Regions from separate parts of the Mus musculus genome. Here regions 2 and 3 are each linked to region 1. A link is a loop called in an ENCODE intact Hi-C map of the cell type or tissue named here. Cell type or tissue: left cerebral cortex. All regions are shown on one strand.

Region 1 (8,000 bases):
ACTCATGAGACACAGAGGCAGGAGGACAAGGGATTCATTTGGCTACATGGCAGGTTCAAGACCCCTCTCAATTACATGCAACTCTCCCTTTAAAAAGGGGGACAGTGGGGCTGGTGAGATGGCTCAGTGGTTAAGAGCGCTGACTGCTCTTCCAAAGGTGCTGAGTTCAGATCCCAGCAACCACATGGTGGCTCACAGCCATTCGTAACGAAATCTGATGCCATCCTCTGGAGTGTCTGAAGACAGCTACAGTGTACTTACATATAATAAATAAATTAATTTAAAAAGGGGGGCAGTGGGATCTATTTGTGAGACAAACACCATTAGCCCCTCAGTACTCCTGATGGTGGCAAGGGAATTCTGGCATTGTAAGTGCCCTCGGTGCAAGGGTAAGGGGAAGCTCTGGCCAGGTTGGCTGCTTTGCTCATTGACAGCATTTGCACAGAAGTCCCCTTTGCTCACCACTTAACCCACACCACCCTTCTTACCACACCCAGCCTGCCTACGACACCCTTCGTGTTTTAAGGCTTAGTTGATGGTCACCTTTGTTTTGCCTCTCTTTGATGGCACTGCCTCGTGACTGCCTGTGATACTCTGGCCCCAAGAGCTTGTCCTTTTCCACATTGTACATGTCCCTGGGGATATTTTCACTGGACCTTAGGTTCCTTAAAACCAGGCTGTGTGAAGGGCAAAGTCCCTCCTCTGCCACATGCAGACTGTCCCCTAGCGTCACCGAGAAGGAATGCAGGTGTGAGGTGAGATTTGACTTCCAGTGCTTTAGGAAACGGTGAGATCTGAACACTCCTGTGACTCACGGACAGACAGATTCATACTTCAGAGTGAAACCACCAGGCGGGCACTCACCAATACCAAGGGACTGCCATCAAAGCAATGCTAGGATCCTGCCAGTGTTGGAGATTCAGCTCCAGGGAGGCAGGGAGACTTAGAACCGAACCGTCTTTGGAGCTGCAGGGTTTTGCCAGGATTGTGGGCCTGGTCTGCCTTGTCAAAGAACCAGTGTTATGTGGGCAGATGGGCAGAGCACGGGCTCTGCAGGGGCTAATTATGAATGACACCACCAGTCTTTTCTCAGCTCTCCTGAGTTAGGTTTTGAAAGTTGTGTTAGCCAGGGCCTGGTGGTGTGTACTTTTAATCCCAGTTCTAGTAGCCCCAGTCCTGGGGAGGCAGATGAGGCCTCTGACTGCCAAACAAGAGCTCCATTGTCTAAGGCAACTTTCTTTTTCCTTTCCGCTGGGTCCCACTGTGTAGCTCTGGCTGCCCTGGAACTCAGTATGTAGAGACCCGCTGTTTGAACTCATAGGGGTCCTGCTGCCTTCTGAGTACTTGGATTAAAGATGTGTTTTAACACGCCCAGTTTCCAGCATTAGACATTTTCTTTCTTTTTGGGGTGTGTGTGTGTGGGGGGGGGGAGTTTGAGACAGGGTTTCTCAGTGTAGCCCTGGCTGTCCTGGAACTTACTCTGTAGACCAGATTGACCTTGAACTCCGAGAGACCCATCTGCCTCTGCCTCTGCCCCTGCCTCCCTGGTGCTGGGATTTGAAGTGTGTGCTCCCACAACCTTGCTAGGCATTTTCAAGGTACGTGCATTTCAAGTATGGTGGTGGAGGTAAACTTAGGAGCCTATTCCTTTACAGTCAATCTGCCCTATTTCCTCCCTGCTTCAAGGCCCCCTTTTTATAGCTCACTGGTTCTAATTTGTGCTTTGTGGAGTGTATTTGTGTGTGTGCATTCACACCTACCAGGAGTCACTATTATAGAAACCTGGCTTTCATTCTCCCAGAAGCCACCAGCTGACAATGACTCCTCAGTGAGGGATGGGGCCTCAAGTCACTTCCCACTCCATGCTTGGTATTGACTGACTTCATCATGTACAGGAACTACAGCTGCTGTGAGTTCAAGAGTGCAGAAGTCTTGTCATAACCAGAAGATAGATTCTCTCTGGTCCACCCCAACCTCTGGCTTTTACAATATTTCAGCCACCAGTCCTCAAGATAACTGAGCTTAAAGGTGATATGGGTGGGGAGGGAAGAATAATGGAGAGGGAAGTTTCATTGGGGAGGGAAATGGGAGGGTAGTGCAGAGGAGGTGATTGGGAGAGAGATAACTAGCACTAAGGATGTTTGAAAAAGACACATGGAAGCCTACTATTTTATAAACTTTTTGTTTGTTTGTTTGTTTCGAGACAGGGTTTCTCTGTATAGCCCTGGCTGTCTGGGAACTCACTCTGTAGACCAGGCTGGCCTCGAACTCAGAAATCCACCTGCCTCTGCCTCCCAAGTGCTGGGACTAAAGGCGTGCGCCACAACTGCCCGGTATAAACTTATTTTTTTAAGGATTTATTTATTTATTATATGTAAGTACACTGTAGCTGTCTTCAGACACCCCAGAAGAGGGCATCAGATCTCATTATGGATGATTGTGAGCCACCATGTGGTTGCTGGGATTTGAACTCAGGACCTTCGGAAGAGCAGTCAGTGTTCTTAACTGCTGAGCCATCTCTCCAGCCCATAAGCTTCTTAATTAGATAAGCATATATATTAGACATGGCATGGTGCCATATGCTTTTAATCCCACCACTTGGGAGGCAAAGGCGGGCAGACCTCTGTGAGAGCAACCTGGTCTACTTAGTGAATTTCAGGCTAGCCAGAGCTACAAAGTAAGACTCTGTCTCAAAACAAACAAACAAACAACAAAGCAAAACAACAATATCACATCATCATGAAAGAGTTTAATTGGAGTTTACACAGGGGATAAGAAGCCATAGGTTACCAAATAAAAAGTCCATTGCCAGGTTTGGGATGCTTTCCCTTGAGGTATACCTTCAGGGGTGTCCTGAGACCACCCCCAAACAATATAGGCTATTCCCACTGTTCTTGGTAGCCTATCAGAACTTGATGGTAAGACTATTGCTGAAGACACCACACACTTTGGCCATAGATATGGAGAAATCAAGCTGTTACTGACCAGGATGCTAGTCCTCACTGGCTAGCTGTTATATTACCAGGTGATAGGAAGGCTGCAAAGGGAGTGAAGGTGGGTCGTCATTAACATTCTCACCCAGCCCTGAGCCCTGTGAGCTACAATAATGACCAGTGTGGCAAGATACGTCAACGATACAAGAGTGTCATGCATGCCCGGGGTCACCAGCCACTTTCTGATTAGATTTAAGGCCTGCTCTACAGGAAAAAGCACATGCTGGTTACTGTAAATTTATCCAAGAAATATGGTTGGTGAGCTCAGGGGCCCTAATGGTGAATCTAGTTCTATTGTTCTGCTAAATAGACACAGCATCACACTGCCTTCTGATTGTATCTCAGTGCGGCTCTCAGACCTCATCAGAGAGCATGTCAGTGGACATGGAGATTCTCAGGACTCTGCATGAACCACCACACCCAGCTTTTATATATTCATTTTGTGTGTGTGTGGGGGGGGGGGCGTCGTCAATGCTTTCTTCCACTCTGTGGATCCCAGGGCTCCAACTCAGATTGTCAGGCTGGGTGGTGGGCATTGTCACCCACCTAGCCACACCACTGTCCCCATTAACTTCTGTAAACATGCAGACTATAAGCAGGCTTTGCTGGACAGCCTCTATCTAAGCTACTCTTCTGCCCTGTGTGAATGCAGGCACAGAGCAGCTAGTGAGTAAATATGGTCAAGTTCTCATTAAGCTTGATCAAAACAGTGGTCAACTTCACCTATGGTAGCCATGTGCTCTTCAGGGACAAACCCAAGTGGCCACGAGGTTAAGAAAAAAGAGAGCACAGAGGTGTCACATCCTAGTTCTAAGGCTTCACCTGGAATTGGCAACACAGCACATAATAGCATCTAGTCCCATTCCCTCGGTTTATTTAGATACTTGCCCACACTTTGCCACTAGGGGGCATGGAAGTCCAGACTAGCTACATGGTAGCAGCCCACAAGCTCCTGGTATGGGAGGTTTCCCATGCAGAAATCGAGGTGACTCTCACTGTGTCTGAATTTGCTAGAGTCTTAGAAAAAGGTGTGCAGAATGAATGACGTTAATAAATTACTCCCCAACTAGTAGCAAATAATGTGGCAAAGACTATCAATAGATGCCACTGTATGTCATTTGCTGAAGAGTAAGATGTGATCTCAAATTCTTTTCTTTATGTGGGTTTGGTACCCACATCTGTAATCCTAATCTTGGGAGGTAGAGGCAGGAAGTTCACCAGTTCAAAGACAGATTCCATTGCACAGCCAAGTTTAAGTCCAGCCTGGACATGTGAGCCACTGCTTCAGAAAAGCCAAAACAAACTCTCCACAGGTTAGTTACTACAGGGCTCTGGTAGAGTGGAGATCTCTGGTAATCAATGCAATGCTGATCACATAATCATACCATTTATCCCCCCAAAATAAGACAAGCTGTTTGTGCCTCCCGATGGGATGGGATAGGAGCAGACCACTCATATTACCTTATAAAAGATCATCACAGGCGCACACGTGTACACACACACACACACACACACACACACGAAGAAAGATGTGGGATTTATTACTGAACATGAGGTTTGGACAGGCCAGTGAGGCCTTCAGGAGTGGAGGAACTGCCACTTATCTAGGGGACCACAATGGGGAATTTATTTCATTCCACAGCCATCAGCTACTGTATCTTTAAATTCACCTGCATTAAACACGAGGAAGCTCCACGTCTTTGAGATCTGGGTCTTCTAGTGGTCAAGGAACTTGAACTTGGCTACATGCAGGACTTCGACCACAAGTTCACTCTCCTGTAGTTTGCTGTGGATATACATGATGCGTTGGCCACTGTGCCCTGGGGCCTCCCAAAAGCACCCCACATACCCGTGGAGCCTAGCCTGGGGAAAACACTGAGATCAGACATGAATAGCCACCAGAAAATTGTCTCCCAGGTCTCTTAGGGTAACCCATGTAGGGAACAGGCTGTGCACATCCCCAAGGAGGCTGCTATTTGTGGCCACATAAGGCTGAGAGTTTCTCCAAATGTTTAACAGGTACCTAAATCTGAGGAAACAAACTGATTACATAAATCTTCTCCCATGACAGCTGGCTCTGCCTGCTCTCCTGCCTCCTCCTTTCTCCCCCTTCTTCTTTTTAAAAAAGATTTGTTTATTCATTTATGTATGTATGGGTATTTTGTCTGCATACATGTCTGCACACCAGAAGGTGGCACTGGATTCCATTGGACTAGTTACAGATGGTTGTAGCTGCCATCTGGGTGCTGGGGACTAAATTAAGGACTTCTCCAAAAGAGCAGCCAGTACCCTTAACGGCTGAGCCTTCATCTCTCCAGCCCTACTCTCTACCTTTTCTACCAGCATTAAAAAGAAAACCAATATAAGGAAAACACCCCTGATCCTGAATGGGAGGAAATACCACATAGTAAAATCTGGAGGATAACTGGAGAATCTGAATAGAGAAGGTACTCAGGTGACATATCATTTGTTAAATTTCTTAACATCTTGGGCTAACACAGGCTGGAGAGAGAGCTCACCAGGCTAAGTGTCTGCATGCAACCCCGATGATCTAGTTCAATTCCTGGAAGCCATTCTTCCCACCAGATGGGAAAGACAGGAAAAATAGCTCAGGAATAGGAGCCAGGTGTGATAGTGCACACCTCGAATCGCAGCACTCAGGAGGGCCAAACTGGTCTACATAGTGAAATCCTGCCTCAGACAACTAAAAAAGAAGTAAGGGTGAGGTTGGAGAGACAGTTCAGTGGTTAAGAGCCCAGACTGCTCTTGCAGAGGACCTGGCTTATGGACCTGGCTCATGCATGCATACAAAACACCCATCACATTTAAAGGCTGGGAAGAGGGCTAGAGAGGGGGTTAGATGCTTGAGTTCTTGCCTAACACCTGGGAAGCCCTGAATGTAATCCTTAACACTGTGTGTGTGAGAGAGAGAGGTGGGGTGGGGGAAATGTCCGTGTTCAGACTAACTGCCACCAGCTCAGTCTCCTGTGTCAGCTTCCCAAGCAGAATGACAGGTGCCACCCCGACTCATCCAAGTCTCCTTATATGGACTGTAAATCTTTACTCCTCCTTTTCTTCACTAAAGATTTTGTTTTGTGTTTTGGGGACAAGGTCTTCTAGCCCACCCTGGTCCTGAACTCATACTATAGCTTATTTCACTTAGGGTGAAGTCTGGTTCAGCCACTTCATCACCTAACAGATTTTTTTTTTCCACTTTAAGCGTGAATAATACTCCTTTATATGGATATACTGTAGCTTATTCCTGGAGGGACCTGTGGGTTTCTACCTTTCTGTCACTGTAGGTAATGTTATGAACACTGGAGTGCACATATTAGAGTCACTGTTTTCTTTTTAAAAAGGATTTATCAGTTTTCACTATGTGTAGTGTAGGTGTGTGTGTGTGTGTTGGGGGGTGGAAGTATGTGTCCGTGTGCAGGTACCCTGGGAGGTTAGAAGTGTTGGATCCCTTTTGAGCTGGGTTACTGGTAGTGTGAGTTGACTGATGTGGGTGCTGAGAATTGAACTCAGGTCCCCTGTGAGAGCAGCAGTAGTTCTTAAGCAGAGCCACCTCTCTAGCCTTAATTCTTACAATGATGAAGCCAGAGATAAGCCCCGTGCTTACTCAGTTTCTGGAGGAACCAACCAACATACTGCTTCTCAAACTCCGCACCATTTACATTCCCATCAGCCATGCCCTGGGCTTCCAACTTCTCCATATCCTTGCCAACATTGGTGCAACATTTTTTTCAACATGTTTTAATCTTTTACTTTAAATATATATTGCTAGAACTTTGAGGCTACAGATTCAGGCTATTTATAATTATGGAAAATGTATACCAGATAAACTGTAAAATCTTCAGTGGCCAAGCAGGCAATCAAAACAGATTTTCCTTCTGTTGGAGAAAGTCAAACTTCATTTTATGTTCACACACACACACCCCCCACACATACACACACAAAATCACTTCTCAGACTTTAAGATAGATTTAAGTAGTGCTTCTGTAGGATCTTCTGTCTTTAGGGCTGTGTCATAGTTGAAATGCTGATTTAAGCACAGGGGTGCATGACTATAAGCCCAGGACTTGGGAAGTGGAGGAGGAGGAGGAGCAGCAGCAGCAGCAGCAGCACAAGGCTGCCTGGGATATGTGAGGCTCTATTACAAAAAGATAAATAAGTGCAGAGGAGAAGGTGCTGGAGGAACATCTCAGCTGGTAAGAGCACTGGTACTCCGGGTTTGGATCCCAGCCTCAATATGGTAGCTCACAGACAGTCATCTGCAATTTCACTTTCAAGGGCATCTAATGCCCTCTTCTGATCTCCATGGGAGAACCAGACCCACGTGGTGCACAAGCATATATGCAGAACACTCGCATACATAAAATAAATCTATCTTTAAAATAAGATAAAATAAGGACCAGCGAGATGGCTCAATGGGTAAAGGCATGTGACACTGAATGTGACATCAGAACATGATGTCCAGGACTCACACAGTAGAGGGAGGGAACAGATTCCTGCAGGTGCTCCTCTGACCTCCACCTGTGTGCATACACATTAAAACTAGTAAAAAAAAAATGCTGTCATAGGTCAGGTGTGGTGGCACATGCCTCTAATTCCAGCATTTGAGAGACAGAGGCAGGTGGTGTGGGTTTGAGGTCAGCCTGGCCTACATTGAGCTCCAGTCTAGCCAGGGCTACATAATAAGACCCAGTCTCAAAATACTCAAAAGATCAATGTGCTGCTTGCTGTAACTTATCCTACCCTCCCATCAGCCATTATACCATTATACTGTCCTATGCAGTTTGTTTTCACCACTTTCCTTGTTTTCCGCGCGCCTCCCCCCCCCGCCCCCCCCCAGTGTTTCTCTGTGTAGCTCTGATTGTCTTGGAACTTGCTCTGTAGATCATGCTGGCCTTGAACTAAAGCGATCTGCCGGCCTCTGCTTCACAGGTACTGGGATTAAAGGTGTAGGCCACCACCCCTGGCTTGCTTCCAGTTCTTGTCTACATT
Region 2 (8,000 bases), 400 kb after region 1:
CTATGTAGCAAGACCATGTCTCTACATCCTCCCCAAAGAAAGAGGACACTGAGCCCTGCCCATGAGTTGCTGATGTTGGGAGGCTTCTGTGTTTTGATTTTTGTCTTTGTTTTGTGGGTACTAGTGTTTTCCTTCAGACCTGCACACATGCCAGGCTCTACCACTGAGACAAACTCTCTCTTCTCTGACTTTTAATTCTGAGGCAGGGTCCCACTAAGTTATCCAAGCTAGCTCTCAATTCGGTCTCTAACCCCTGCTGGTCTTAAACTTGGAATTCTCCTGCGTCAGCCTTCTAACTAGTTGGGGTTGCAATCCTGCCCCACTGTCATCTTAATTCTATTCATAGTAGAGTTCTAGGCACAATTGAGAAATGCTACTAGCTGCCCCAGGTCCTTGCTTCCCGTCCACCGGAGTAGCCTCAGCACCCTGGATAGCGCCCGTCTTTTGCTGCGTTTGTTGAAGGAATGAATGGATACTGGGTGGGGCAGCTCCTACACGCACGCAGCTCCTACACGCACGCGCGCACGCACGGCAGGTCCTCCGATCCCTCACACTGCCCTTGCCTTTCAGCCCTCAGAGTACAATGACTGGAAGTTCAGCAACAACCCCACGTTCCTGGAGGTGCTTGAAGAGTTCCCTTCCTTGCATGTGCCCGCTGCCTTCCTGCTGTCGCAGCTCCCTATCTTGAAGCCCCGCTACTACTCCATCAGCTCCTCCCAGGACCACACCCCCTCGGAGGTTCACCTCACTGTGGCCGTGGTCACCTACCGCACCCGAGGTGAGACAGGCAGGCTCTGGTGTCATCTGCACCTGTCCTTCTAGGGACAGCTGTCCTCGATTGCTTTCTGTTGCTGTGACCAACACTGACTGCCACCACTTTAGGGCAAGATCCAATTTAGGGGTTTAACTTAAAGTTTACAACTGTCACCAAAGGAAGCCAAGGCAGGAACCACAGAGGAACGTTGCTTATTGGCTCCCTCTGGCTTGCTCAGCTGCCTTCCTTACCAGCTCAGCACCACCTGCCCAGGATCAGCACTGCTCACAGTGGGCGATGCTCTTCTCCATCATCAATTAGCAGTTAAGAACGCACCCCACAGACATGCCGATAGGCCTATCTGATGACAAGCCCTCAATTGAGGGTCCCTCTTCCCAGGTGTATCAAGTTGATGGCCGACACTGGTCACCACAACAGCTGTTCAATACCTTGGGGCTTTGTCAGCTACATGCTGCAGTGACAGCCACCTGCCAGAGTTGTCAGTGATATAAGATGCTGTGTAGGGCACAGTGTCACAAAGCAGGAGGGAAGCTCGCTCCTTTGTTTACCATTCAGACCTGTAGGAGATGGCTTCCATGTGTAATTTTACGAGGAAGGAAAAGAGTCATGGAGAGGTTAACCCACCTGTTCAGAGACACCTGTCATTAACTAGAGACACAAATTCAGGGAGTTTACCTGCTGAAGCTAAGAACTGGACCATTGTTACAGTCTCTGGCTGTTGAATAGGCTCAGACGTGAAAAGCCTTGAATGCGTAGGGAACTCAGTTACTTTTGGTCATCCTAATGATGCAGGTGGATGCAGGGAACATTTTCTCAATTTTTTTCATTCCCTCAGTGTTCCCATCCTGTGATGGCCGTGTCTCACCTCCATGCCAGGGGCCACACTGGGTGTGGAAACTGCAGACAGGCCCTGCCCTCACAGAGCAGCCAGAAAGTCAAAAAAGAGTTCAGGCATGGACATACTTGGACATATGTTTGTGTGGGTGCTCAGAGGCCCCCGGTATCACGAGGGAGGGAGTGGGGTGTGTGTGAAGCTGCCCTAGACTAGGAGGTCAAGTGTTCTAGGCTTGGTTCCTCCACTGGATGGACCTCCCTGTTCTAACCACTGTAACTGAGCTCTGTTTGAGCTGGAAGGGCTGGAAAGCGTCCACATCTCCGAGATCTCTCTCCTTGGCCAAGAGCGCAGTTTGTAAATACTGCACAGAGCCTGTGTCTGTCCATCCTCACTGACCATACCACACCATTGAATGAGAGAGGAGATGCGGGTGAGCCCTGACAAGGCTGGTTCATGCAGACCAGAACCAAACAACTATTCCAGTTGCTAAAGGCCTCCCTTATGTGTCAGGCCATGGGGAAGTGAATGTAACCCAGAGGACACTGGGGTACCCACAAGCCCAGGAAAAGGCTTCTGGGGAAGATGGAGATGCCAGAATAGACAGGGGGCGTGGAAGACCACCCCTCACCCAGAGTTCCTATTGGCAAAGGCCTCCTTCATGAGGACACTCAGCAATGGCCAGCCCTGGGGATCATTTCACACTGCGTGGGCAGAGCCTTAGTGGGGAAAGGATGTTGGGAGGGTCCCTAGACAAGCACTTGGGAGATGCTCTAGCGTAAGACTGAGGAACCTGAGCAGGAAGTTGAGTCCACCATGACTTTAGTCCCTTGCTCCGTTGCCTTCTGTGTGACTCAGTTTCTACAATGGCAAAGGCGCAGTTGCTCACCAGGCCCCTGACTGCCTTCCCTGATCTGTATAGACAGCTGGGAGAAGAGGTAACTCCTCATTCAGGAAGCAGCCACCCAACGGGGCTTGACACTGCAGGAAGAACACCCAGCCGGGTTGCACGAAGCCCACGGGGCTTGTTAGTCAGGCCTGTGTTTTCCTTGCAGATGGTCAGGGTCCCCTGCACCATGGTGTCTGCAGCACTTGGATCAGGAACCTGAAGCCCCAGGACCCAGTGCCCTGCTTTGTGCGAAGGTAAGCACCCACTCGGGGCCCTTTGGAGCCCCTAGCCCCTGGGGATTCTGCAATGCAAGGGAAGGGTCTAAGACTGAGTCTCCTCTCGGCCCATAAAGGTTTAGGGGGTAATTCTTTGTCTCCTCGTTTTGCCATCTGGTTACAAGGTGTCGTGGAGTCCATGACACAGATACAGTGATGCCTGTGGTGGGATCCAATGAGACTGGCCCAGTGTGGAGAGAGGCCGTTGCCTGGGCTGGGAAGATGAAGATGTGCACAGGTCCCCGCCAGGCGCTTAGGTCCCCAGCCCTATCCTGCATGTGCTCCTAGCCTGGGATATCTGCAGACCAGGGTCTTTCTCCTTCTGTCTTCCTGCAGTGTCAGTGGCTTCCAGCTCCCTGAGGACCCCTCCCAGCCTTGCATCCTCATTGGGCCTGGTACGGGCATTGCTCCCTTCCGAAGTTTCTGGCAGCAGCGGCTCCATGACTCCCAGCACAAAGGTACAGCTCTTACTCAATAGGGAGTGTGCCTGTCACTGTGACCGACCTGATCATTACACAGGCACATCAAATTACTACACCATATCCCATAATCAGGTACACAGATGTGGAGTGTTTGTGCTCTGCCCACTCCACGTCTCCATGTTTCCTTGTTAATTTTTAAGGTATCTAGAGGAGTGTGTATGTCCTGGTACGCATGTGGAGGTCAGAGGTCAACTTGTTTTACTTCTTCCAGGAATCAGATTCAGCTTGTCAGTCACGACGGCAAGCACCTCTCCCTGCTGAGCCATCTCATCAGCCCATTTTGCTGGGTTTTAAATGCTTGCCTCCTTGCTGGACCATCCATTAATAACACAGAGATTAATAAGCCTGTGTAGGGGTCCCCAGAGTGAAGGGGGAATGAGAGTAACAGACTTTAGATGAAGACATTTTCTTTTCATTGGAGAAATAGCTGGGAAGGATGGACAGCTCTGTCTGGAATCCTCCAGATGAGGCTTTTCTGGAAGAAACCCTTAGCAATGTTTGACCTTCAAGATGCCTGAGGCCTCTGCACCTATATTTGATGTAGCATCTGGGTCAGGGGAGATGATTTTCACAAAAGAAGGCCACGAGTTTCTGATATTCCACTAAAAGAATGTCCTTAGCATGTTACACACACACACACCTATACATATTTGAGACAAAGTCTTGCTATTGTAGCCCTGGATGAACTGAAAATTCCCTATACAGAGGAGGCTGTCCTCAAATTTGCAGGAAATCAATCCTCCTGCTTCTAATTCCCAAGAACTGGCTATAATAATATTTTAAAAGAAGAAGTAAGATTAAAATAGAATATGTCAAGTAAAAGAAATAGCAATGTGTAGACATAATCAGAACTGATACTTTTTTTTCCTGAACCATGTTTTTTAAGAGTGCCACCATTAGCTATAAAATGGGAATAATGCCAGATCAGAAACCTACCCATTGGGTACCTGGTGCTCACAGGTTGCCCTCTGGTGGCCGTTGTGGTAACTGCAACCTTCTGGATCTTCAAGGGCTCAAAGGAGGCCGCATGAGCTTGGTGTTTGGGTGCCGGCACCCGGAGGAGGACCACCTCTATCAGGAAGAAATGCAGGAGATGGTCCGCAAGAGAGTGCTGTTCCAGGTGCACACAGGCTACTCCCGGCTGCCCGGCAAACCCAAGGTAAGTGCAGCCACCCAGCAAGCTGGCAGAGCACGCATGATGGCCCCTGCCCAGGCTATACAGCCCTTCCACTCCAAGCCTGCAGTGAAGACAGTTGCACAGTGGCAGGGAGAGATGAAGAGCACGATGACAACATCAAGCTCACTGTAGTTTAATCTCCACAGTGCAAACACCTGCAGGTGCCCAGCATCTCTGGGACGCAGGGCTGGGCCGGGCTGGCTTTACACTTAGTTCAGTAAGACTGGAAGGTGGAGCTGATTCCCCCCAGGGCCCTCAGGTTGGCACTCTGCTCCAGGGGCATGAACAGTGCCTACACACTTTCCATTCAGGACCATGTGAACATTCCCTGAAGACCCCATTTGCATCCTAAAGCTGGACCACTGGTCATCTTAGATGAAAAACAAAAACAAACAGACTCCTGACTGACTGCAGGACCTTCTTTATAAATGGAAAGCCTAGGAGCCTATACCTGAGCTACAAATCAGAGCTGGGGCTAATACATACTGGGAAGCCCCCTCTTTCCGGGGTGTAGACAGGCAGATCTCACAGCCCTGGGCAGAGCTATAAACTTGATGTCTCTAAAGTATGGTGACCTGAGGGAAGCTTTACGGGTTCCATTGGCCAGGAGGACAGGATACTTGTCTATCCTGAGCTGAGGTCCTGACTGAAGCCCTCAATGGCCCTCTTCCCCTCCCCATGGCCAGTGTGCCTGACCACAGTGACACCAGCATCCAGGGCTGGTCCCACCGTGTCCTCTGCTTTTAGGTCTACGTTCAGGACATCCTGCAAAAGCAGCTGGCCAATGAGGTACTCAGCGTGCTCCACGGGGAGCAGGGCCACCTCTACATTTGCGGAGATGTGCGCATGGCTCGGGATGTGGCTACCACATTGAAGAAGCTGGTGGCCACCAAGCTGAACTTGAGCGAGGAGCAGGTGGAAGACTATTTCTTCCAGCTCAAGGTATGGGAGCTGGGGTGGGACCCTCCAGAGGGGAGTAGACCAAGGTCACAAGCCTTTGGAACTAGGACCAGGGATGCAGAACTGGGGTGGGGGAGGTGTGTGCCCTGAGATCCTCGGCACCACTGCAGAAACCTGGGGCCGGCTGGGCTCCTCAAGCCTGGTCTTTCCATGCCATAGTGGTTGCCAGCTAGCTGAGAAATCAGGCCAGTGTGTTCCATTTCTCTATATCTGGGATGAAAGCAGCAGTCTCTGCTCCCCACACTCCTGCCTAAATGCCCATTGAGCATAACAGGGCTGTGGACTGTCCCCTACTGCCTATGGGGGACAGACACTTATTTACAATAGGTTGCTGGCTAGGTGCCCTCATTTCTCACAGGAAGGACTCTTGGTAGCAGGGTCTGCCTTGTGCCAGGTGCTCACCAATGATTGCCCCGTGGTGACCTTTCCTTCTGCCCTTCCAAGGGCTTTATGACGGAAGAATGACTGTTCCATCATTTTGCAGATGGAAGGGGCCCTGGTGCCCTAACAGCGAATGTGAGAGCCCAGACACATGGCCCCTCTCTCCTTTTCCCTCTCTCTGTCTCTCTGGTTCCTAAACCTGCCTTTAAGGCTCGAAGTTATGCTCCCCATTTATATTAAACATCTACTATGTGTTAGAGGTAAGAAGCAGTCAACAAAACAGGTGAAAATGTTGTCAATATCACGATAGATCACAGAGCACACCTGTATCGCCAGCACTGGGGAGGTGGAGGCCCAGGGGTCAAGAGTTCAGATTGTCCCTGGGTTTCATAGTCAGTCCAAGGCTGGACTGGGCTATATGAGATCCTATTTCGAAAGTACAAAAGCAAAAGACCTACCTAAACGTAGCTTACATTCTGGCAGAGTTGATCAAATCAAGCACATAGGGTGCGCACTGCTTTGGGTAAGACGCAGAACAGCAGCTCAGAGCTGGGGTGTTTGTGGTTTAATGAGGTTTGGGGAAGGGGTCCCCGGGAGGTGACATTTGAGAAAAATACCTGAAGAAGGAAGAAGCTTTGTGCACACTGGAGACAGAGGTCCAGACTATTCTGTGGGGCAGCAACATGTTCAAAGGTCCTGGGGTGTGGACTATTCTGAAACCTGTGATGACCAGCAAGGGTATCATGGGTACTTCCCAAAATGTGTTCAGAGCTTGCCAGATGTGTTCATGGATGTTAGACATCATTAACAATGGGCTGTAAGGGCAGAGGCAGTGCACACCTGTTAGTCCTAAGGCTTTGGGGAAGCTGAGGCAGGAGAGTTGTAAGTTCAAGTCAGTATGGGCTACCTTAGGCTGCAAGAATGCAGAGGACATACCTGTAACATCAGCTCCAGGGGATCTGATCCCTCATATACAGGTACATGTATACACACACACACACACACACACACACTTGAAAATAAAACTGTAGCCAGACATGGAGGCATGTGCACACCTTTAACTCTAGCACTCAGAGGCAGGAAATAAAATCCTTTCTTTTTTATTTATTTTAATTTAAAAAGAGAAAATTAGTTCCAGGGGTATAGCTTAGGCCTTGCCTAGCCTGGTATATAAAAGGCCCCAGGTTTGATTTCTAGTACCAAGGGAAAAAAAGATTCCAAGGCCAGACATTTGGTACACACGTGCGCACCCACAAAGAGCAACAGGTGTCTGCTGTAAGATTTCTCTCGGAGCCCTCAGCCTGCTGCTGATTTCAAGGCCTGAAGAATGGGAGGCACACACTGCCTGCCCTGCACATCCTGATCTCAAAGCTCACATCCGATGTGGGATGAGCACTAGACAGGTAGTGGGACCGACATCCATCCATGAAGTCTGGGAAGAGGCTGAGGTGGGCCACACATGGGCAGAGGAGAAACCAAGCATGGGTGTAATGGCAGCAATCCAGACAAGGGGGTAGACACAGGGCTAGCGAGCGCCTGTGTCACCAGGAAGCTGTGGCAGCCCTAGGGTTTTGTCCAAGCCTAAACATGATAACTGAGAGGTGGCTGGGCCAGCAGGGTGACACTGTCACCTTTGTTTCCCCCTCACAGAGCCAGAAACGTTATCATGAAGATATCTTCGGTGCAGTCTTTTCCTATGGGGCAAAAAAGGGCAGCGCCTTGGAGGAGCCCAAAGCCACGAGGCTCTGACAGCCCAGAGTTCCAGCTTCTGGCACTGAGTAAAGATAATGGTGAGGGGCTTGGGGAGACAGCGAAATGCAATCCCCCCCAAGCCCCTCATGTCATTCCCCCCTCCTCCACCCTACCAAGTAGTATTGTACTATTGTGGACTACTAAATCTCTCTCCTCTCCTCCCTCCCCTCTCTCCCTTTCCTCCCTTCTTCTCCACTCCCCAGCTCCCTCCTTCTCCTTCTCCTCCTTTGCCTCTCACTCTTCCTTGGAGCTGAGAGCAGAGAAAAACTCAACCTCCTGACTGAAGCACTTTGGGTGACCACCAGGAGGCACCATGCCGCCGCTCTAATACTTAGCTGCACTATGTACAGATATTTATACTTCATATTTAAGAAAACAGATACTTTTGTCTACTCCCAATGATGGCTTGGGCCTTTCCTGTATAATTCCTTGATGAAAAATATTTATATAAAATACATTTTATTTTAATCACCCTGA
Region 3 (8,000 bases), 130 kb after region 1:
ATAATCTTCAGAGTTGAAATCTAAAATCATTTTGAATGTTACAGGCTACACGCTCTCAATCACCAAGAAACAGGTACAGTAATATTAGACGGTGCAACTTTTCTCCTCTAACTTTTCTTTATGACCATGAACCTGTAGTTTCTAAAGGTACATTTATTTGTAGTTGAAATCAACAATATAAATTTCCACACTGCTAGTTTCACACAGATGCTCTGTTATATCTAGAAAAGCAACCATTTCCTTTTTATGGTGCAGGCTCTGCTTCTTCAAAGCTCTTTGCACAAAGCAGACCCCCTCCCCCACCCCACCCCCAGAACCCAGCAGTGCCTGTTAATCTTGACTGATAGTAAAGAAACACTACAGACTCTTAACCTGGAAAAGCTACTAACAAAATACACTTTTAGTATACTACTCTTACTGGTGTAACTCAATCCAGGATCTTCCCCAACCATCCGAAAGCGTTCCCCATTTTCCAACACCTAATTTCTTATTTACAGAGTAAGAGGACCACAGAAAACACACTCTAATTTTCACAAGATGAACAAGTTAGACATCTCTGCCACGCATGAAAGTTTACACTGAATAATTTCTCATCCACTCACAGACACTTCCCCCGCCTCACAGAGATCATCTTTAGCAGTTTACTTTTCCTTTAAACACAAGTGAATTTCCACTCAAGCACCTTAGACAGTGATGGCAACCTTCACTTATGCCTCCCAGTCGGTTAATCCACAATAGTTTCTATGACAGCGCAGATGATGAGTGGAACACTGGCTATACTATACCCAAAGTAGCTGTTTTGTTGTTGTTTTAATTGAGAGAACAGAAGAGTAGCTTCCCCTCAGCTCTGAAATTTAACCTTCATTATCTCCTTGGCACAAATTCAATTGAGGAGGTGACTCTATGGTATTTAAAGTCATGCCTCCTAAAATAATTTGAATGTTGATTTTATACGGTAAATCTGACAACACAGGAAGATTCTTCCTGCACATTAACAAAAGCATTTTGTTCTTTTTTTTTTTTTAAACCAGCAGTAACTACAATAGCATCCACTGAGGACTTACTGTATACTAGTTATATTAGTTTATAAGGATCACTTCATTTAACCCCAGTACCAATTCTGAGATCAGAGCTAAGATCCCCATTTCACAGATGAGGGACTGAAAGAGAAAATTATCAAGATCACAAAGCTCAGTGATAAGTCACTAAGTATCACAACAGAGATGTTGAAGTTTTGAAATACAGATAAAAGTAACTTGCTAAGGGTATTAAAGCAAAAACATTCAAAGCTTTGCAACTTTATTTGAAGTACAAAGACAACAGACTGGATGCATCTACGGATCTTTGATCTTTTAATTAATCAGACAAGTAAAAAGCTAAAACATTAATTTTATAAAGTGGAGGCCTTTCCTGGACTCACTTTATCAAGGCAGCATGTAGCATTAATCCAATCTATATTTTATGTTGAGAGTGTCAAAAACTGACTGGGCTTAGAAGTCCTCAAACTCTTCTCATGCTGTCAGCTTACTCCAATTCTTTAAACTATATACTTCATAAGACCCTGAAGCACTTTGTTCCAAAGTTGCCACATTTTTAAAGCACAGTATTTTTCTCTAGCAAAGGTGAACTATGGACAAAAGGATACATTTATATTATCTTCACCAAAAGATAGAAATATTGTTTGTACTTTGTTTTTGCATTACGAAATGTCCATATGGGCACAAATGCAAAATACAAAGTCCCAACATCTGATAATGCAGGTCAAATTATATATGATGTTTTAAGAACCAATGAGCAACATCGATCATTCACAATGAATACATTTCAGGCTACCCCTGCTCACATTACCAGGTAAGCAAGAACTCTTACTTTGAGATAAAACACAGCAGACAGTTGTTAATGAAACCTTAATTGAACTGTCAAAGCACCATCTTTACCAGCAAGCTAATGGGAAACTCACGATTTTACACAACTGTCCAAGACTGGTAAATTATTCTACTAGTAAAATTCAGCAGAAAGGTAAATCGAGTTAGGTACTAAGTTGTTCGGTGATAAATCTGAATGGTAAAATACTGCATCATTTCTATGAATATTTCTCCCTGGCTGCATTGAAGACTAGTCACCCTCAAAATTATATTCACGTTTTGGCCATTAGTTAGTACCCCAAGGTGCATGTCCATGAAAAGGAAGGGAGTAGATACAATTCCTTATATAAACTATGCCCAAAAAATACTCCCAAAATAACTGACTGAATCTAAGTGAATATGATGCCCAGATAACTACATATAGTTTTGATTTAAATGATGTATCACTAGAAGGATTTGCTTAATCTTTTTTTTTAGTTTAGTTTGTTTGTTTGGTTTTTGTTTTTTTGAGAAAGGGTTTCTCTGTGTAGCCCCAGCTGTCCTCGAACTCAGAAATCCACCTGCCTCTGCCTCCCAAGTGCTGGATTAAAGGCGTGTGCCACCACTGCCTGGCCTGTTTAATCGTTCTAAAAAATAATTGTTTCACACATAAAAAGAACTTTCTAAATTAAAAAGAAAAACTATGTTTTATTAGGTTAAATGGTAAACAACGTCACCTGGAATTTCAGCACACTACTGGCAATTCATTCTGGTGTGGTTATCAAATCTCTAGTTTTAGCAAACTTAGGTCACAAGGCAGTTAAATTCCAAAGAAGCAATTCAGACATCAAGTCATCAATATGTAAATATAAAAATAGAAAAGCATTTGCATACTAAAAACACACCTGGTACTCCTCTCCCTTTTCAAACTAAATTGTATTTCACCTAAAACAGCTGATAAAAACCATTCCTGCCTGATTGTGAAATGAAATCGTATCAAAAAGAAAAAATTGGAAGACACTGCAAGATGGCAGCCATCCGAAAACCAAGGAAAGAAGCTCAGAAGGACTCAAGCCCACCGACACCTAGATCTTGGATTTCTATTCTCGAGAACTGAGAGAAATATATGCCTATGTTTACGCCAAAACAAAGCAGAACATCAAAAAAGCAGTAAGATGCCATAGCACTGTCCTAGGTACTGGAGGAAAAAAAAAAAAGTTCTTCTAGACCAGTGGTTCTCAACCTGTGGGTGGAGCCTCCCTAGAGGATTGAAAGACCCTTTCACAGTATCACCTAAGACCACCGGTAAACACAGATATTTACATTATGATTCATAATAGTAGCAAAATTACAGTTTCGAAGTAGCATCGATGGTAACTTTATGGTTGGGGGTCACCACAACCTGAGGAACTGTGTTAAAGGGCTGCAGCTTTAGGAAGGTTGAGGACACTGTCCTCTTCTAAACATGGTGCTACATCTCTACATTCCCAGCACTCAGAGGCAAGCTCGAGGCCCAGTGAGCTACATAGTTGAGCTCCAGGCCAAACAGAAACAGTTATATATTGATTGAGACTTTGTCTCGAAAAGTTACAAAACAAGTACTTTGTTATACAGGTCGTACCCTCAAGGAACTTACAGTGTATTCAGTAAATATGAAACAATTGAAGATGGTCAAAGTTACTGGTTCAAGGGGCTGTCTGCAAATTTCTAGAAAGGATTCCCACCAAGCACTGGTGGATTTTTCAGATACAAGCGATTCCTAATGTCCACTGCCAGGAGGTCTGACAGATGAGATGCTAGAGCACTCCCTTTTCATTTTTTCTACTCTTGCCATAAAACTGACGTTAAAACTTCTGCAAGTCACATGGCCTTTTGACAGAAAGGTAGTGAACTCGAGAATGCTAAAAAAAAAAAAAAAAAAAAAAAAAAGCTCCCTTTCTGTATCCCTTAAGTTTTCAGCATTGGACACAACCCCATCTTAAAAAAAAAAAAAAATCCAGATACTCAAAGTTTGTGAAACAATGACAAGAGTTAAAGCAGGAAACCAGTTTTCTCCTGCTCTCCTCCCATCCCCGCCTAGTTGGGAAACCCTCAAGGGTTAGGCAAGGAGTGGAAGTGCCTAGTGAATTCCCTGGGGAAGGTGCTCTGGAAGAGAAGAGGAAGGCAGGAATAGTCAGGTCCCCGAACAGTCACTTAGAAGAACCCATTATGGCTACACTCTTCCCCACCAGCAATCCCACAGTCCCTGGAGAAGAAGGAAGGCAGCAATAACCTCCTTGCAGGCTGGCTGAGAAAAACTGAACTCTACGTTGTTGGGTTTTTTGTTGTTCTGTTTTCGTTTTAAGGAGAATTAAGAATCAGCTCACTTAGGTGCCAAGACTTTAACTTCTGGAATCAGATAGCTAGCTATTACACAAATAATATCTAGCTGAATTTTAGCCTTCAAAACAAAGAAAGGAATTTATTTATAGGCAAATTTTAAAGATTTCTTTTTTGTGATGGGGACTTCCCTGGACATTAAGAATCTATGTTTACATACACTGAAAATCTGAAATCATCTCTCCACCCTGGAATTGTTAATCCTTGGGAGGAAAAACTAAGAAAAAGAAAAGCTCAGCTCATTCTATATAGGATAGAAGTAAATGCACTATAAGCTACCAATCTTCCTATGGAGGGCAAGTTGACAAAGACGTTGCATTTAACAAATCTTTAGACGTTTAAACATATCTGACCATTAACAAAAGTCAAGCAGCTTCATTTGTTAAAAGTACACTTCCCACCATAGCAGCTGGCCAATAGTCAGCAACACATTACATGGAATGTGGGCCACTGCGTAGCTCCAGTCTACTAACCTCATTTGTGCTACTCATGTGTGATGCTATATTTAATGCATTCTTATCAGAAGGCTAAGCTACAGACTTCCCAACTTAAGCTTTATGGTTTAAAATAAAACTACTCAAGTGATGATTTTTAATGGGTTTAACAATGAAACCTACCTTTCTTCCCAGGGCCAAGATCACAAAACAAGGTATGAAAAGATATAGTGGGCAGGAAAGTTGACTGCATTAAATATATTCTGCTGAGGACTAGTATAAAGCAATCAAGCTGGGGGTCAGCTGTTGACACCTGCTGTAATTGAGCAGCCAATCCAAACTACCACACTTGAGATGGCCAAGGTCTTTGTAGGAGGTATTTCACACATTTACCTGCTGATCTTACACTCAGTAGCTCTCTGAGTGAGGTTCTTGGAAGGCAAGTTCATCAGTCTGCAAACTTGTGTCACTCTGGAGAAAATGCTCCACTACCATTTGACATGACTCAAAAAGCACGGGCCTAGAGTGCCAGTGCACTAGGCCTCATCGTCATCCAGGAGGATGGCTCCCTCAAGTTGAGTGGAAAAGCTCGCTCTACTTTGGTCAAGATGGGAGTAAAACCAATGAAGCATGGCTTGCCCCGTAAGAACCATGTGGAGTTGTGGTTTTGATACTCACCAGACAACGCCAAAGGCTCCATATCCAATTGGTCTATCCGGCTCAATGTCCAGCTGCTGTTGCGGATGATGCGAGTGCTGATGATGGTGCGCCTTAACTGTAGCAGCTGCAGCAGCCTGTACCTGAGCTGGGGCTGCTGCGGCTGGCCCAGGAGCCTGACCCGGTGCCGGGGATGGGAAATATGGCTGTTGTTGCCCAGGGTTTAACATGGCTGCGGCTGCAGCTGCTGCGGCGGCTGCCGCAGCTGCCGAAGACGTATGCTGCTGGACTGGGTGTACGGCAGCAGCCGACCCCGGATGAAGGTGGTGTTGAGGGTGGTGGTGGTGGTGAAGGTGAGGAGGAGGAAGGTGTGGAAGGTGGTGATGATGGTGGTGGTGGTGACCTGCTGCAGCTGCAGATGTACCGCCATTGTAAGCCGCCATCATTTTTGCGTTGGCTCTTGTGCCACAAAGAGACATTCAAAAAAATGCCCTTTGATTGGAAAGCAAACTGGGTCAAGCTGTCATTTGGCCATTTAAAAAAATGAAGAAAAACCACTCACTCCACCTCAAAAAACATAGAGCGGAACTGGCTTTATGTCTTCATCGGTCAATCCAGACAAGTTTGACAATCTTGGGTGTTCGATTTGGGGGTGAGAGTGTGTGGAAGGGTATGGGTTGTCAAAATAAAAGTTAAGAACATAAAATAAGAAGAAAAAAAAAAGGAAAAGAAAAAGGGAAAAGGGCCCCTTCCCCCCAGGATTCCTGCCACAAGTGGATACTAAAACTCCATTCTTAATGGGGGGGAGGTTCCAACTTTGAATGTGGGAATAAAGGCCAAACCTCCCGACCCCCTGAACTCCGCACACGAAAAGGATCTGGTAACACGCCACCCTTGGAATCTTGTAAGAGGGTTGACTCATCTACCCCTTCCATTCCCACATCCTTTTCTAAACACCTCCCACCTCCTCAAAAACACAATTAAAAAAAAATTCCAACCACTCTAAATCAAAAAAGATGAGGGGAAATTATCAGGGAAACCAGCTTCCAGCTTCCCTCCCCTCGAACTCTCAGGCCTTCCTACATCGCCCCCTACTCCGAGTCTGGTTGACCTGATTGGGGGGACTGAGGAGATGTACCAAACTTTCCTAGGCAGAATGAGCCAGGGAAGGAGGCTGGAGGAAGAGAGTGAGGCGAAGAGGCGACAGGCAGGACAGAAGAGGAGAGAGAAAACCCCGGCAAAAGTGAAGGGAAGAAGGTGCAGGGAGGGAATGAAAGAGCGGTGGGCAGTACTCGGACGCCCAGACACAGGGAACCGCCCCGGAGGAGGTTAGGGTCCCGGGGCCAAAGAATAGGAGCCCCGGGAAGCGGGCGGGGGACGGTCGGAAGCAGGCTGACTCCTGCCCCCGCCGCCGCCGGCTTGTGCTGAGGAGGGTTGGGGGGGAGAGCGGGTGGGTCCCCCGCGCGACGGCCCCTGCAGGGCTCAAGGCTGCTCCGTCTCCCCCCCTCCCCCCCACCCGGCTTCCGTGCCCACGGTCGCTTTCTCCACAGCCGCCGTGACCGCTTTCTCTTCAGCCGCCGCCTTCTCAGCCGCCGGTGCCGCCGCGGCCGGACTCACCTCCCCTAGCAAAGCCGGATAGAGCGGAGCCAGCGGCGGACACGCGCAACCAGCCGCCGAGGCCCCGCCCCCGCCTCACACTGACCGGCTGCCCTAGCCAATCCACGCCCACCTGTCCGCGTCCGCCTCCAATCCCTGGCCGGAAGCTTCAGACAGGCGCACTGGTCGACCAGTGGCAACCAGGTGTGGGTCTCCTGGGGAAATCCCGCCCCCGGTTCAGGATGGGCAGACAGACAGACCAATAAAAAGGCAAATCTTGGCCTGACCGACAAGACTGAAAGCCAATTAAAAATCAAAAATCTCCGTGACTTTTTTTTTTTTTCTTTCGCCTCTCTCCTCTTTTCTTTTTCTTCTTTTATTTTTTTTTTATTTTTTTATTTTTGGAAAGAGCAGGAAGCTGCGTGCTAATCCCGCCTGCAAGAGCTAGAAGAGAGGGGCGGAATGAGGAAAAAAACCAATCACGAGCCAGGAACAAAGAACAGAGAAACCAATCCTTGGGTTGAAGACTAAGTGGGATGGAACTGAGTACAAATAGATATATAATTGGACAAATGGGGGAAAAAAGATTGACATAGGTCCCGCCTTTCGTATGTCCCATTGGATAGCATTGTGGAGAATTTGCTGTCATATCGGAGACGACATCTTCAGGAGGCGGGGCTAAGAGAGAGGTGTGGTTTTGATGTGGGCGGGACTTAGGCGGAGAAGGCGGAGTCTAAATTATCACTGGTCCATTGATAGGAGCCATCTACAACTCTTTCTAAGGTACAAGATATGGGAAAAAATAGAAGGAGCAAAAAGGCATGTTAAGCTTCAAAAACTCAAGGTTTCGTAATACGAAACAAAGTAGACTCATCAGTTAAGCTTGATTTTGACCAAAAAGAGGCTTTATTTTCAGTATACCAAGACTGCAAAATTTATACAAATTAAAAACCAGGGGAAAAAAAAAACACGTTAAAGCCCCTAAACAGTAATAATCTCCCAAAGTTTTCTGGTCAAGTAAGTTCCATTCATTGAAATTTTACTAGAAGAACATCATTCTTTGATATTACTTTGCTTAACCTAAATTTAT

What was found. A loop is a pair of places that touch in the nucleus more often than their neighbours do. Peaks named below come from ENCODE experiments on the same cell type or tissue, not always from the same donor. Only the 100,000 strongest peaks of a DNase experiment are listed, where the experiment ranks them.
Region 2: a loop joins it to region 1, with 3 times the contacts of the local background. A loop is called at or near these places in 12 of 42 quality-filtered maps.
Region 3: it touches region 1 in a loop (2.6-fold over the local background); 7 of 42 quality-filtered maps call a loop at or near these places.

The regions. Positions count from the first base shown.
Region 1 is chr11:78,556,748-78,564,747 of GRCm38, forward strand. It overlaps the pseudogene D11Bhm181e and the pseudogene Gm22947. Among named protein-coding and RNA genes, the nearest start is that of Tmem97, 10 kb to the left of the region's middle. In left cerebral cortex, CTCF peaks have their summits at 727, 3,908 (motif pointing right) and 5,184 (motif pointing right); DNase peaks (open chromatin) are centred at 1,823, 3,900, 5,037, 6,740 and 1 more place; H3K27ac peaks cover 963 bases.
Region 2 is chr11:78,952,233-78,960,232 of GRCm38, forward strand. Nos2 (nitric oxide synthase 2, inducible) reads left to right here. Exons shown (of 27, transcript NM_010927.4): 22 at 571-778; 23 at 2,663-2,750; 24 at 3,108-3,229; 25 at 4,264-4,412; 26 at 5,178-5,372; 27 at 7,422-7,994. The coding sequence ends at 7,520. Among named protein-coding and RNA genes, the nearest start is that of Lgals9, 29 kb to the right of the region's middle. In left cerebral cortex, CTCF peaks have their summits at 4,229 (motif pointing left) and 7,831 (motif pointing right); DNase peaks (open chromatin) are centred at 4,234 and 7,836.
Region 3 is chr11:78,690,474-78,698,473 of GRCm38, forward strand. Nlk (nemo like kinase) reads right to left here and starts at 6,952. Exons shown (of 11, transcript NM_008702.3): 1 at 5,336-6,952. The coding sequence starts at 5,793. In left cerebral cortex, no CTCF peak of the experiment used is centred here; DNase peaks (open chromatin) are centred at 598, 4,036, 4,691, 4,930 and 4 more places; H3K4me3 peaks cover 7,205 bases; H3K27ac peaks cover 2,584 bases.